2 separate regions of the Homo sapiens genome follow, and region 2 is linked to region 1. A link is an interaction called in ENCODE POLR2A ChIA-PET data of the cell type or tissue named here. Cell type or tissue: PC-9. All regions are shown on one strand. Links, peaks and the distances in the headings refer to the core of each region. The heading gives the core; the rest is flanking DNA.

What was found. ChIA-PET counts read pairs that join two places held together with the same protein. Peaks named below come from ENCODE experiments on the same cell type or tissue, not always from the same donor. Only the 100,000 strongest peaks of a DNase experiment are listed, where the experiment ranks them.
Region 2: POLR2A ChIA-PET joins it to region 1 with 8 read pairs; 4 of 35 experiments call an interaction of 5 or more read pairs at or near these places.

The regions. Positions count from the first base shown.
Region 1 is chr5:66,956,714-66,962,096 of GRCh38, forward strand. The region is part of intron 4 of MAST4 (microtubule associated serine/threonine kinase family member 4); the gene reads left to right. Among named protein-coding and RNA genes, the nearest start is that of MAST4-AS1, 45 kb to the right of the region's middle. In PC-9, for the core only: no CTCF peak of the experiment used is centred there; DNase peaks (open chromatin) are centred at 2,778 and 3,158; H3K27ac peaks cover 2,303 bases.
Region 2 is chr5:66,875,423-66,880,805 of GRCh38, forward strand. All of the region lies in intron 3 of MAST4 (microtubule associated serine/threonine kinase family member 4), which reads left to right. Among named protein-coding and RNA genes, the nearest start is that of MAST4-AS1, 130 kb to the right of the region's middle. In PC-9, for the core only: no CTCF peak of the experiment used is centred there; a DNase peak (open chromatin) is centred at 2,609; H3K27ac peaks cover 159 bases.

The DNA.
Region 1 (5,383 bases), core at 173-5,172:
TGATTATCCCATATGGGGCCAAATGTCCTAAATTTGTGGCTTTTACTCACAGGGAAGCTGTTGGAGGATTTTGAACAGAAGAGTGACACATTCTGAAAGAGATCACTCTGGAGTTTATGTGGTCACCAAGGTGTAGAGGGTACCAGGGAGGAAGTAGACCATTTAGGAATAATCTAGCCAAGATACAATGTATTTTGGGTCAATGTATTTTGACATTAGGTGGAAAGAATGGTGGCATTCTGGATATTTTACATTGAAAGGAGGCTTATTTTGGAGTTTTGGAGGGCAGGATGGTGAGTTTTCTTTTGGGTATGTTAAATTAGGGGTAGTAAAAGGAAACTGAAGTGAAAATGTATTGTAGTCCATTGGCTATATGGAACTGAAGTTTACTTCAGAAGATCTGTGTGTAGAAGGCTATTGAATAATATTCTAATGTGTTTCCTGAGATGAAGGTCTACTTTAAAAGTTAAAGAATTTGTGGATTTCGCTTTATTTTTTGTTATAGGGTGGTAACTGATTTTTTTCTTTTCTTTGTTTATCATAATCTGGCTGTGACACCCATGCTTTCGAACTTTCCCCGACCAACTTTCCTAAGGAAAGTTGAGGCCTCTTTTTTGTGTTCCATTATATCTTGTTTGTTTGTTTGAGATGGAGTCTTGCTGTGTTGCCCAGGCTGGTCTCAAAACTGCTGGACTCAAACCGTCTTCCCGCCTCAACCTTCTGAGTAGCTGGGATCCATTATATCTTTTTAGTATTTCCTTTTGTGATGCTTTTTTCTACTAAATTACAATTACTTTTTACATCTCTAGCTGCCTCTCTGTGGAGTCAGTGACTATATTTCAAGTATGGATTTGTTACCTCCAAAGGATAAGAGGATTGGTTGGTTCTGTGAGCTCACACTGAGAGATAAGCTGGTACCTAGTTAACAATGGGCATTAACAAATGCCCCAGAGCAAGTTGATAGTTAAGGATGTAGAAAAGAGTTCTGAGAGTATCCTATAAACCTCCACTGGCCCATATGCACCTTTGTGGAGTTAGAAACAGGTAGCCCTCCAGAAGGGCACAGAGCTGAGGGAGACTTCGTGAAAATGAGAAAAATGGAGTGGAAGCAGCCCAGAGCCAGGTGCAGGCATAAAACCATGGAAAGCAGACCAGATGTTGGTTCCTACTTCCCTCCTTGCCCAGGGCACAACCTGAACAGCTACCTGTGGCATCCCTGCTTAGGCAGACCTCTGGGATAAGAGTAAATTTACAGACCAGGATCTAATCCTATTATAGCCGCCAACTGTGTGCCCTCAGTTTCTTCATCTGTAAAAAGACAGAGTTTGACTTCATAGCCTTTGAAATATAACTGCTTGAATATACTTGCTATTTTACCGCAGTTTGGCTCTGTCTCTCTCTCTCTCTTTGTGTGTGTGTGTATGTGTGAAAGAGAAAGAGAGAGAGAGAAAGAGAGAGAAAGAGAAAGAGATGCCTTGTAGTACTTGAAAATTAGAATTCTTGATAAAATAAAGCTCTAATTTGTTCTAGTGTTTCTTTTCAACAAACCAGGGGTTGCCAAGTTTTAAAACATTTTAAAATGCATTAGAGGAAGTGAGTCAGTTACGTTCTTCATACACTACAATGGAAGTACACTTAGTTCCAAGTTATGAATGCTGTGAAAAATTAGGTTCTTTTAATAAATACAAGATGAAACTTTCAGGCTTTCAAAATTCATGTTCTTTCTTTCCCTCCTTATTCATATTAGATTGCTTTTGTAAAGTATACAGCACTGCGATCTTAAAAATGAGCTTTTCGAAAATAAAAATCCAAGTGCCTATCTCTTGCATTTCCAGTTGGTAGTTTCCTATCATCGGGTTTGCCTGTTCACACAAGTCTTTGCGGCACAACGGAGTCTGACTTCCCCCAAATTAATGCAGTTAGTTTATTCCTCGTTCTGATGATTGCCATATATAGAGAAAGATCTAATTATTTTTATGTGGCACTATTCCTCATTTATTTCTTGGGGACTATGAGTGATTTAGTTAACTCCACCAAGGGAAGTGTAAGATGAGCCTCCTCAGGGTGGCTGAATTCTATTCGAGAGCATCACAGGGAGGTGGGGAATAGTTGACGTGTGCTGAGATAAACTCTTTTACAAGTATGACACTGTTGCTTTATTTTTTTGCCCCAGTCTGCAGGGTGAAAAGGACTTTTCATTTCACTGAGGTGAAAAGTGGGTCTGTGAGTAGAGCGACTTTCTTTAAAAAAAAAAAAAAAAATCAGAAACCAATTACTTGATATGCAGAGCTGCAAGCCTCGTTCCTTTAACAAAATCAGTGCAGTGTGCACTGCCGTTAACCTGAGGAAAGCAGCTGACATCTCTTGATTACGGCTAGAGGTGGAAGGACCCAAACTTGCAGCCTCCCCCTCCCCCTCGAGAGAGTGTTAGTCCAGTCCTTTAGAGAGGTTCGGTTTGGCTCTCTGTCATCACCGGGACGCTGGCAGGGAGTGTGTGTCATGGTTACAATAGAGTGTGCTAACATATAACAACCATGAAAGCCCAGCGGGAAAGGCTACAGATTCCGGGGCTGACCTTGGAGTAAGTATTGTCTGTCTTTAATATTTTAATGCTTTCTGCATGGCACTCGCTTTCTGGCGACCAATAGCTATTTAGCATTTGTTTGTACTGACAGCCTCAGAGCACTGCAGTGTGAGGTGGAGGAACATGTCTTAAATGCATGGCATTTGGTTTCAGCTAATGTGGACACCCAGACCAGCATTTTGCATTGCAGTCAGAGGAAAAGCATTGCTGCATATTTAAAGTTACTAAACCCCAGTTCTGGAAACATCTTAACAGCTCATTGTGAAAGAATGTATCAGTAGGCCATGGTGTATCTGTCTTTTTCTCCTTCTCTCTTACTGTTTGTTTATCCCTATGTTGCCTTTTTCTAAAGAAAGGCCTCTGTCTGCATTGAATAATAGAAGACATTACAATGGATTAGAGTGCAAGAGAAGGGTTATTTGTGACGTTCATTAGATGTGATCCATGTTTTATCTGTGCAACAGAATATTAATGAACTGTGGTACATTTAGAATCCTCTCTGCAGAATCTCCAGCCACTGCATGCAATGTGTTTACCTAGTTGAGCTGTGTGTTTGCTTAGCTGTTTTTTTTTTTAACCCATTAACTCATCTGACTGCCTTGTGATGTGATGTAGCTACATGAACATGTCCACATCTAATTTGTGGCGCAGAAGTTAGACATCTGTGATGCAGGAAGTGTCAGCAAATTTTTATTTTAAATCTGTTAGTCAAAGATGCAGAAGCTGTGAGTTAGTCTGTGCTGTCACACTTAAAATAATAAACAGTAAAATATAAATCCGGTAGACAAACATAAATATCCCTCTTTCTAACTTACAGCACAGATATAAAATTACATTTCAGTGAATTCTGTACAGTCCCAATAATCTCATACTGGACTGTCTGCAGAAAGAGACTGCAGAATGAGAACTGTGCTTGGTTCTGAGGATTTATTATTCCTCTTGAATTTTGTAGATGCATCATACAAGAGAAATTATTTCCTTAATTAATAAAAGCATGACATTCTGAAGTGAATACTTTTCTAATCAGTCCTTGCTCTAAAATTGTGCCCTGATTTTATACTAATGAGGGACTCACTTACAAAAAGTTAGAGGGCTCTCACAACCTTCTTGCTAGCTGTGACATTCTTCATATTAGAGGTACGAATAGTATTTACCCATTGCCCTAACATTTCTCCCATCTCCACCCCCACCCTAACATTCAACTCTCACCATCTGTGTGGAATATTTTAGTGGCATGCACTCATTCTTCTACTTAACCCTCCTCTCTCTAGCTGGAAATGCATAACTAAGCCATAGCTCTGTGTTTAAAACCCAGGGGCATTAACCTCCCGCTTTGCTTTTGCCTCTGTTTTTTGTTGTGCTGTTTCCTGGTTGTTTTCTTTGGACTTAGTAGATATCATTTCACATTAGGCTTTTTCTTTCTTTCCTCTTCTTCCTTTACTTTTTTTCTTTCTTTTCTCAATCTTGTCTACATTAAGAGGAGACACTTCAAAGTAACTTTTTAAAAATATGAACTCAGCTGTGTCAAACATTCCATTTTATGATTAGAAGGACTGAATTATGCCACGAGTTTTATGACCTTGCCAGCGTCGACACAGGACATAACAGTCAGCTAAACACAGGGGATCTTTGGATGTTGTTTTGGTATCAGGCCACGCCCCCTCCTTCTATCCTCTTATCTTGGTAAATATTACTGTGCATTTAAAATAGGTAATTCTGTTTGCCTAGGGAGCGTGAGAGTGGAATAGAGAATCACTCTTAAATATCATTGTAGTATTAGTATGTGATTTACTTTGAACATTTTGTTTACCTTGAAATGCAAAATTACTCTAAAATGGACATAGCTAACTTTACATTCACTCATGGAGAAAGCTAATTCTGCAGTCTTTGAGTAAATTCAACTTCTAGCCACTGCAGAGGAATGTTATAATGGAAAGTCTTATCACAGATTCTATTAAAAGCAGATTTAATGTATATAAATTTAATTATCTGGGAATCTTACAGTCTTAACTCACACAGCAAATGTGTAGAACAGCTTTTGAATGTTCATCAGACATTACTGTTTTTCTTTCAGAAGAGTTTATTCCATAAGCACTGCAGCTGTGGAGTATTATATGAGCCTATTTTATGCTCTGTAGATGCAATCTAGAATTTTCCATTGGATTTATCAGTAAACACAGGGCAGTTTCTGATTCCTGTTTCAGATATTGAAATCTTAGGTGTGAGACATCAAATATATATTTCAGAAATTAATAAGTTGTTAATTTATACAGAAATTTATGATGCCTAAATAGCCTATGCCTGGCTTTCCAGTTTCTGAGAAAGGTAGATTTTTTTGTTTTTTCTTTTTTCATTGTAAGTATAGAATTGGGTACATAGACACTTCGTAGCACTCATCATGTGTGTTTCCGCATAGAGACTGGGAATGGTGTTAGTGCCTATGCATGCCGATTTTAGGACAGGAAGGAATAGATAAGACTGTACATAGACAAAATGATGGACATATCAGGGGACATTCCTGAGAGCTTTCCAATGAGCTGCTAAGTTAGAGTACAGCATGTTTAAGAGCAGCAGCTTTTGAATATGCTCTGAGTGTATAAGGAAAATAATTCCTTACTAATTACAAGTGCTGGTACCAAATCAGAGAATGGTCTTAGAAGATATAAAACTTTACTCTGTTGAAACATTATATTTTTTAATTAGAGCATTTGAGCAATAATTTAATATTTTAGTTTAAGACAAATACAGCCAAGTCTCAATTATCCATATAATGGGAGACAAGGATGGCATTTAGGATTT
Region 2 (5,383 bases), core at 190-5,189, 81 kb before region 1:
TTTCTGAAACTTATTAACTATGACTTTGAGTCAATTACTTAATCACCCTGAGAAAACCACAGCTTCCTCATCTGAAAAATAGGGAACAAAAGCATCTCAATCTCATCAGGTTATTTTGAAGATTAAATGAGATAATGCATAAAAAATTTTTACCACATGGTCAGGCACTTAATGAGTACCAAATTATAACAATCTTTTAAGTTATGATTACTGTTACCATAGTTATTTGGTAATCATTATTTTTTCCCCTCATTTGTAAATAAGCAGTTAGTACCACATGATTGTTGAGGTAAAATGTCTGCATTATTAAAAGTCTATACAGTTCTATGTATTTTTTTTATTAAAAAATAATTTTAGAGACAGAGTCTCACTTTGTCACTCAGGCTGGAGTGCGGTAGCACAGTCTTAGCTCAGTGTGGTCTCTTAAGTCTTGGGTTCAGGTGATCCTCATGCCTCAGACTCCCAGGTAGCTAGGACTACAGGTGCATACTGTCACACCCAGCTCACGTTTTTATTTTTATTTTGGTAAAGACAGGGTCTTGCTATGTTGCCCAGAAATGCTCTCAAACTCTGGGGTCAAGCAATCCTCCTGCCTTGGCCACCCAAAGTGCTGGGATTACAGGTGTGAGCCACTGTGCCTGGCCCCAGTTCTACTATACTTTTTAAAAAAATGCTTATCGTACACTCAGCAGTGTGTTAGCCATGGAGGAATATAAATTGCAGTGTTTAATTCTTACCCCCAGAGTGTCGTTTAACTGGCAAAAATAAGTAAATGAAGCAGAGACAATAAATGAATTGCCTGGTAAACACTATCAATGCAATGTTGATTTTTGAGTGGAGGGAGATCTGAGTGGCAGCCAGAGAAGGTGTCCTTGAAGTGGTGGTTTTCCATGTGGGCCTAGAAGGTGAGGTGGGACTTTTTAAACAATATGAGCTTAGGCCTGTCCATTATGTGAATGCATGCAGTAGTCATCGGTTGGGCCAGGAGATAGGGGATGTGACACAGGCCAAGAAGAGGTGGAAGGTATGCTCTTGTCATGGCCCTCTGTGGTGGGAGACACTGCAGCTCCGAGGTCATGTGCCCTATTTTCAAATTGTGTGTACCAGCTATGAAGCCAAGGGAAAATCTTGTATCAGTACAATGGGGGAAGTCACACCATGTACCTCATTAGGAATGTTATAATTAGACGATCTGTTGAAGCCACTCCGTAGAGTGATCAGGCTGTTTTGGTGTAAGTACAGCCAGTACTTAGTTAAATGAGACATAGTCTGCCCTATGACCCAGCGGCCTCAATCCTAAAGAGGGCATGTTTGTATGAGGCGTGTACCCAGGTGCCTTTTGGAGCATTGTCATGACAGAAAGTCAGAGGTTTTGTGGGCATTGACAGTTGTGGGTGGTTGGGTAAATGGGGGAATGTCATAGAGTACCATTTAGCCATTGGAAGCAACAGCCCGAAGGAACACACAGCAATGTGGATAGAGCTTAAAACATATCACTGTGTGGAACCAAGCTTAAAAAATCAATTCTGCAGTATCATACTTTTAATGTCAATCAATTAAAAGTACACACCACATAATGTACATTTCATAGGAGCATGTGCAAATAGCCGAATATCCATCAGATATAGAGAAAGATTGCTTGGAGGCAGGAGGGGAGGGCCTAGGACTGGAAAGTAGCCATGCAGGTAAGTAAATGGATGGGTGATTGAGGAGGAGGAGTCAGCCTACTCTCTCCTCTACACTTGGATCTCCACAAGAATAAATTGGTAAGCAAAGAAATATGATATAAGGGAGGCTTAAATGCTTGAGTGAGAAGTGGATGCAGCCACCTGTAAGGTAAGTACTGCTATGGGGAGCAATGGGATAGCTAATACTGACACAGTATTCCCATGGGTCCAGCCTGCTTCTAGTTGCTTTACACACATGTGAACCACTTTCATCTGTACAGCAACCTGAGGATTTTGGGTACTGTTAGCACCATGTTGCAGATGAGGAAACTGAAGCAGGGTGAAGTTCAGTAACTTGCACAGGGTCGCACAGCTGGTAAAAGTGAAGCCAGGATTCAAGCCCGATTACTCTGGCTTTAAGCCCCTGTTCTTAACCACTAAGCCTTGCTGACTCCTGATGGACGTACCTAAAGTGGAGACGAGAGGTAGAAATGCCTTCCACAGATGGTACCACCGGCACGGGCCTGGCATTCGCAACTGCTTCCTCTTTGTGGAGGCTGACCATTTTCTTTCAGTGTGTGCACATGTATATAAAACTTCTTATTGAAATATAATATGGACTCCTTAGTGTACAGCTTGATGAATTTCCACAAACCGAACAAGATCAAGCAACACAGAACAAGATGGACAGCCCTGAAAAACTAAGGAAAACAAAAACCTCTGTCATTTGTACTAGGTACTAAATTATGATGCTGGAAAACAACGTCATGAAAAACATAAGCCTTTAAAAGCAAAAACAATAGAAATGTAAAACTTTCTGAAATTGCTAGAGGTATCAGGCGTTCCTAAGGCATAGAAAAAGCCCTCTACCTTTTCATTGATTTTTTTACTACAGTCAGTTGCTTCTGTTATGACTGGCCGGGAGGCATGGATGACTCATGAAGGAAAGTGGAAAAATCTCTCAATGAATTTAAAGGCAGCCTCCTGTTATCAAAGGATAAAGCAGTTTGAGCTGCAAGCATTAGTTAGACATAAATAAATAGATAAATACCTATCATGATTGGATCATAAGGAAGACCTTGCAGTGGCCAGATAAATGAATTTTCTTCTCTCCTGGTCATTGTTTAACTCTGTGGGACAACTGTCTTAGATGTTCAATGTCAATTCCTGTGGGCCACGTTTGCCAGTTTGCAGGACAAAGCTATGACAGCGTGTATCACACTAAAAGGATAATGTTTTCCCATATTTCAAATGGCCAATTCTGTGTCCAGAAAAAGTATCATGTTGTGTTTTGGGGCTACTCTTAACACATCTTCTACCTACCTGGCAAATTTGTACACAACAATTCAGCACCTTTGGGCAGTGAGGTTAAATAACTCACACAAGATCCCAGAGCTAGTAAAAGGTGAAGCCAGGATTCAGACCAGTTAATCTCTGTACTTTGCCATCATAGCCTAGTCCTTGCCACCAACATCTAGGAAGGGCTTGGCCTCTTTCCTGGGGCATGGACTGTGCTGGGCAATGCAAGATTTCTCAGGGTTCAAGAGGAAGGCAACCACTATACCTTCTTTTTTTCTCTTTTAGCCTCAAGTAATCGTGATGTTCTTTTTACCTAAATGTCAGAGAACTCTTTTGGCCTAGATACCACTCTTCTGGCCCCTGGCTCCTATGGACCTAGGTAAAGCTGCAAAGCTGATGGAAGAGTGTTCATTCTCCTTATGGTTCCTAGCCCAGTTTACAAGGATTTTTTGTCTCCGTTGGCTTTAAGAAGAACTGCAGACCCCTAACAATTCTATTGAAAAATGGGCAAAGGAAACAAATGAACAGTTCACAGAAAAGCAAATATGAATAAATGGCTCATACGCATAGGAAATGATTCTCAACTACCCTTATAAGAAAAGTACAATGGGCCGGGCGTGGTGGCTCACGCCTGTAATCCCAGCACTTTGGGAGGCCAAGGCTGGCAGATCACGAGGTCAGGAGATGGCGACCATCCTGGCCAACATGGTGAAACCCTGTCTCTACTAAAAATACAAAAAATTAGCTGGGCGTGGTGGCGGGTGCCTGTAGTTCCAGCTACTCGGGAGGCTGAGGCAGGAGAATGGCGTGGACCCGGGAGGCGGAGCTTGCAGTGAGCCGAGATTGCGCTACTGCACTCCAGCCTGGGTGACAGAGCAAGACTCCGTCTCAAAAAAAAAGTACAAATTAAAAATTGTACTGATATATATATATATATTTTATGTGTTTAAAATATATACACACACACACACACATATATATATATATATATACATACACAAATTACCTATTGGGTTGGCAAAAATCTAAACCTGGGAGTATTTCTGGTTTCTAAAACTGGAAATCTAAAACTAAAAGTATTTTGCAGCTATGCTTTCTGGGAAAATAGCTTGCTTTCTTTGTTTTGTTTTGTTTTTTGAGACAAAGTCTCACTCTCTCACCAAGCCTAGAGTGCAATGGTGCCATCACTCACGGCTCACTGTAGCCTTGACCTCCCCAGGCTCAGGTGATCCTCCCAAGTCAGCCTTCTGAGTAGCTAGGACAACAGGCACACATCACCACGCCCAGATAATTTTTGTATTTTTTGTAGAGATGGGATTTCGCGATGACGCCCAGGCTGGTCTCAAACTCCTGGGTTGAATCAATTCACCAGCCTTGGCCTCCCAAAGTTCTGGGATTACAGGCATGAGACACTGGTCTGGGAAATAGCTTTCTTACTTATAATTCTGGTGGGAGTGTAGGTTAGAACAACTTCTGCAGATGGCAAATTGTCAATGTTAATCAAAATACATGTACCTTTTGACCCACCAGTTCTTCTTTGGGGAGTAAAGCCATCAGATAGACCAGTGTACATGCTGAATGAGTCCTGGAAAAGATTATTTATTATAGCATCCTTTTTAATAGCAAAAGATTGGAAACAACCCAAACATCTTTTAGTAGTTAAGTGGATAAACAAATTATGTTTCATTCGTGCTATGGAATACCATACAGCTATGTAAAAGACTGAGGGCTTTGCACTGATATAAAAGAATCTCCTGATCAGAGGGAAAAGTCAAAGGGCCAAATAGTAGGCTTAATATGTTTCATTTGCTGTAAAAGTAGGAGGGGAATAAGAGTATGTACTCATTGGCTTATGTAGTCAGATATTACATATTTGCTCATATTTTGCTCATAAATTCTGGACAAGTTCATTCAAAACTTAGAACAGTGGTTCTCTCTGGGAGAGAAATGTGGGAACTGGGTGAATTGGGGACTAGGATGGAAAGGAGTTTTTTAAAAACTAAATGCTTCTCTATACTTTATAGACTGTGGTAATATATTAACCATTCCAAAAAAAGTGGGTTTTTTTAAACATAAAGAAATCCAGAGCTCTTGACCCAGAGTTTCTTCCTTTCATTCTGAGCCAGCTGCTAAACCTCTGTGCTCACTTCTAACTTCTACTGGATTCCTCCTGAATTGTCTAGCTTCCCCTTAACAATGGACGTTTGAGGACATTCACCATCCTCTAAAGTTTATTGCAACAAAAGGACGAGAAGGAGAAGTAGAAGACTACAGAGCTTATCTCATTTGTTTTCAGCCTAACATCTCTCTACTCAGACCCATACAAGTAATTCTAAGGAGAGTGGATTCCACTTATTTTCCGTGATGCTTTGTATAAGGTATGATAGAAACACAGTATTAAAGCACTCAAAAATACC